Regions from separate parts of the Homo sapiens genome. Here region 2 is linked to region 1. A link is an interaction called in ENCODE POLR2A ChIA-PET data of the cell type or tissue named here. Cell type or tissue: B cell. All regions are shown on one strand.

Region 1 (2,500 bases):
TGTATTTCTTCTTCCCTACTCCCTTGTTGCCTCCCTGATGTCTTCCTATTTCCACTTTAAGGGGAAGCTCGTATAAAAGAACTTCACATGTGATTAATAATTAAAATGTTGATAATACAAAGACAACCTAGAACAAGCCATTGTTTTACACTGTGGGTTTTTTTCCCCACTGTTACATTTTTAAAATGTTTTCTTTCCTTTAATGCTCGTTAATCCAATTCATCTGACAGATGTCTACTGATAATCTAGTATGTGTCAGGCACTGTTTTAGGTACCTGTTTCTCTTCTCCATTGCCTTTTGCTCCTAACTTTTTCTATACCCTTAGTTCCTTTCCTGTCCCAAATTGGATGTCAGAGAGAGAGACAACTGAGAAAAAGAAATTGCAGTGATGGAGTGTCTATGTATATTATATTCTCTGCATATTCTAATAATCATTTCACTGATTTTCTTTGACTTCAAAATATTGTGTGCTTTGATTGAATGAATGCCTCAGAGTATGTATGGCAAGACATCCCATTTGTTTACACATTGGGTTTAAGGACTTCTTGCTGATTAGCTTACCTTTTTCCAGAATGGTAATATTGATCTATTCTTGATTTTCTAAGTCTGACAAAATGGGAAGAAAGCTCTGGCAGGAGGAGAAAGAAAGATACAGATCAGAGGAGACAGGCAGAGAGGGCCAAAATAAAAAGCTTTGCTAGAGGGAGAGCTATGCGGCAGAGAAGTTGGCTAAGGCCCCCAGGCACATAACGTATCATATACAGTATATTACTTACTGCTGCCCTCTGTGTGTCAGTTCAATAAAATAATTCAGTTACAGCTCATGGAGCAAGAAGGAACTTTAGAGATTATTTAATTTGCTTATAAAGAATGTGTCATGGAACATGCAAAGAACTCTACTTTCACCCTAATTAATACAAAAGGAGCCAATAATAGGAAAGACAAAATGGATATTTTTGCCATCTTTTATTTATTGACTGAGAATCTGTCTTCTCGAAGCAGAAATGTTCTCCAACTAGGTACACAAATGAATAGACCAGTATTTTCCCCTTTTTTTTTTCACATCATGGTATAAAAGAATGATAATTTGTAAAGTACTAGAGCAAACATACAGGGCTGCTGTCAACTTAGGTGACTGACCTGGGGTTGAAGCAATCAGTAGCTTGGGAATAAATTGTGTAAACTGCAGTATTGTAGTCATTAAATATTGAATTTTATCCTGCAATTAGAAAGCTAACACCTCATCTTGGTGACTTGATTTTAAAAAAGGAAGCTAACATGTTTTGGCATGAATAAGATAGCTGTAAATAATGGCCTGATTAACTCTGTTATCTTTTTTTTTCTCTCTTTTTCTTTTTCTTGGTCTTACTCTGTCACTCAGGCTGCTCACTGCAGCCCCGACCTCCTGGGTTTAAGCAATTCTCCTGCCTTAGCTTCCTGAGTACCTGGGTATACAGATGCATGCCACCATGCCTAGCTAATTTTTTTTTTTTATTTCATAGAGACAGGGTCTTGCTGTGTTGCACAGGCTGGTCTCAAACTCCTGGACTCAAGTGATCCTCCTTCCTCGCCCTCCCAAAGTGCTGGGATTGTAGGCGTGAGCCACTGTGCCTGGCCTCTATGGCTTATATATATAGATACATGATGTTGTGGCTGGTAGTCTAATGTATTAGGTATAGCTCCATCAGGGAAAAAGAAGTGCATATTTTAGATTATTAAATCTGGCCTCTGACTTTTAGTTTTTTATAACCACTTGGGTTTTGGAGAAAATTTGAGTGAGAATGTTGGACTCTAAGCTCTAGATCTTTGGACTCATCAAGCCTTGGATAAGAGGGTATGTGGGTCTTGAAAGTGATCTAATATGTTTTTTATAGGTATCTAACATTCTATAGTATTTTGAAAATTACACCTATATATTCATATAACACTTTAGTTCTCTGCATTTTCCCCTTTAGTTCTGAGGGAATTTTTTGGACCTATAATGAGAGATCTTCTTTTAAAATTACATTAATGTTTGGCATATATATTATATATATGTTATTTGTAAGTTATGAATATAATATTTGTAAGTTATGAATCATATAAAAAACTAACGCCCACAAACCTATCACAACTTTAGTGTTAAGTTAGTCTGTGTTAGTAAGTGCTGGGGATGGGGCAGCAACTTAAACATTCTCGTAACAAGTCCACTTCTCTTCCTAATAAGTATCCTTATATCGATACATTTCATTCCTTATTTTTAAAATGTGTAGTGTTGTGATTAAAACAAATTGAAACCAATGACAACAAATGTTGGTAAGGATGTGGAGAAACTGGATCACTCATACATTGCTGTTGAGAGTATAAAATGGTATAACTACTCTGCAAAATAGTTTGGCAGTTTCTTTAAAAACTAAACGTACCCTTTTTTTTTTTTTTTTTTTTTTTTTTTTGAGATGGAGTCCTGCTCTGTCACCCAGGCTGGAGTGCAGTGGCACAATCTCAGCTCACTGCAACCTC
Region 2 (2,500 bases), 240 kb before region 1:
TTATTTTACCAATGGGGAAACTGAGGCATAGAACAATTAAGTTGCTGAAGGTTACACAGCTAGTGAACGGCAAAGCCAGGATATACATTCAGGCAGTCCAACTCACTATTAATCACTATACCAGATTTACAAATTTTTTTTTTTTTTTTTTTTTTTGAGACGGAGTCTCACTCTGTTGCCCAGCTGGAGTGCAGTGGCGCGATCTCGGCTCACTGCAAGCTCCGCCTCCTGGGTTCACGCCATTCTCCTGCCTCGGCCTCCTGAGTAGCTGGGACTACAGGCGCCCGCCACCACGCCCGGCTAATTTTTTGTCTTTTTAGTAGAGACGGGGTTTCACCGTGTTAGCCAGGATGGTCTGGATCTCCTGACCTCGTGATCTGCCTGCCTCGGCCTCCCAAAGTGCTGGGATTATAGGCGTGAGCCACTGTGCCCGGCCTACAAATCTGTTTTTTAAACATTAAACAAAGCTTTTATCTTTAGCTATATTAATTTTGTAAGAGCAGCAAACATCTGAGTATGTCACTGGTTTTTCTTAAGTAGGCTTTTTCTTTTTCTTTTAAATGTAATTTCTTTTTTAAAGACAAGGTCTCACTATGTTGCCCAGGCCAGAGTGCAATGGTGTGACCATAGCTTACTGCAGCCTAAAGTACTGGGCTCAACCAAGCCTCCCGAGTAGCTAGGACTACAGGTGTGTACTCGGCTAATTTTTTAATTTTTGTAGAGACAAGGTCTCACTTTTGCCCAGGCTAATCTCGAACCCCTGGCCTACAGTAATCCTGCCTCAGACTCCCAAAGCGCTGTGATTGTAGGTATGAGCCACCGCACCTGGCCCTGCTTTTAACTTTCGCTAATATGGGAAACTAATTTTAACTAGGGTACTGGTAATTCAGATATTATTCATTTTTTTCTTCAGCACTTGGCATAATTAATGATGGGCTGAATTACCTTTATAGAATTAAATAATAAAATATAAACTAGTTTTATTTAATTCTCAAAAAAAGCATTTAGGATCAAACATAAACATCTATAAGGGAGCCAGTGGCAGTTAATAGGCAAAATCAGTAAGAGGCCTGGAAGAAGACATTTAGGACAATCCATCACTGCTTTTGAAAACAAAACTCAGTTTAATCTCAGTTGTAGGGTAGGTTGGCAGTCATATCTGCATATGAATTGAACTCATGATAAAATACTTTTAATAATGTATAAATATTAAAGTTTATTATGAGTTATGTATACAGGTTTTTAATTCTATCCTTTTCCAAAAATGAGGTCACTAACCATAATTTACTGAGTAAATGCCAAACATGTCTAAGTTGTACTTGAACATATATATTTTCAGGTTGCTTCTTTCCCAAGAAATTATAAATTATCTTTCAATACTAAGGAAATTTATGGGTAAGCTGTCCAATTACTATAAACTATGTTATTTGTTTTTTGTTTTGTTGGTTTCTTTTTTTTTTTTTTTTTTTTTGAGACAGGATCTTGCTCTGTTGCCCAGGCTGGAGTGCAGTGGCATGATCATGCCTCACTGCATCTTCAACCTTCCGGGCTCAAGCAATCCTCACACTCTGCTAATTTTTGTTATTTTTTTGTAGAGACAGGATTTTGCCATGTTACCCAGGCTGGTCTCAAACTCCTGAGCTAAAGTGATCTACCAGCCTTGCCCTCTCAAAATGCTGGGATTACAGGTGTGAGGCAACACACTCAGCCTGTTACTTCTTATTTTTACCTTTAGTTGCTTTTCATCACAAATAGAAATACAGGTAACTTAAAACATGTACTTTTTTTTATACAGTGTAGAGACTGAAGTTGGTGATTACATGTTCTGCTTTGACAATACATTCAGCACCATTTCTGAGAAGGTGATTTTCTTTGAATTAATCCTGGATAATATGGGAGAACAGGCACAAGAACAAGAAGATTGGAAGAAATATATTACTGGCACAGATATATTGGATATGAAACTGGAAGACATCCTGGTCAGTATGGTCTTCTAATAAAATAAAAATTATTAACAGCCAGAGGCCTTACTATGGTAATAAGTTACTGAACTAAGCATTTTATCTGCATTATCCAGGAAAATCTGTTTCTAATATTTTATTTTTGCCATAAATACTTTGACCTCAAGTATCAGCTTAATTTTATTTTATATTAATATAGCCCTTTTATAGTTTTCAAATAACTTATCTTCCAGGACCCTATTATAAAAATAGCTTCAGATGTGCAAATAAGACTGCATCTTGGTAAGTTTGTTTTATAAATGTGCAGTTAGAATTTTTAAATTATAAATAGATTATGCTTCTGATTATACAGCAGGCATATGAAAAGTAAAATGTTTTCTAATTTCACAACTATTTTGTGGTATTAAAACATTGGGTGTTTTACTGAATACTAAATTGTTCAGATAAACATACAAAGAAGGAAATATTATAAACACATGCATTATGTAATAGGTAAATACCTAAAGTTATATCAATTGGGTTTTTAAAAATGAAATCAT

The links. ChIA-PET counts read pairs that join two places held together with the same protein. Peaks named below come from ENCODE experiments on the same cell type or tissue, not always from the same donor. Only the 100,000 strongest peaks of a DNase experiment are listed, where the experiment ranks them.
Region 2: POLR2A ChIA-PET joins it to region 1 with 9 read pairs; 1 of 35 experiments calls an interaction of 5 or more read pairs at or near these places.

The regions. Positions count from the first base shown.
Region 1 is chr1:92,911,937-92,914,436 of GRCh38, reverse strand. All of the region lies in intron 1 of DIPK1A (divergent protein kinase domain 1A), which reads left to right. Among named protein-coding and RNA genes, the nearest start is that of DIPK1A, 48 kb to the left of the region's middle. In B cell, no CTCF peak of the experiment used is centred here; no DNase peak of the experiment used is centred here; H3K27ac peaks cover 310 bases.
Region 2 is chr1:93,155,779-93,158,278 of GRCh38, reverse strand. TMED5 (transmembrane p24 trafficking protein 5) reads left to right here. Exons shown (of 4, transcript NM_016040.5): 3 at 1,796-1,979. Among named protein-coding and RNA genes, the nearest start is that of TMED5, 23 kb to the left of the region's middle. In B cell, no CTCF peak of the experiment used is centred here; no DNase peak of the experiment used is centred here; H3K27ac peaks cover 91 bases.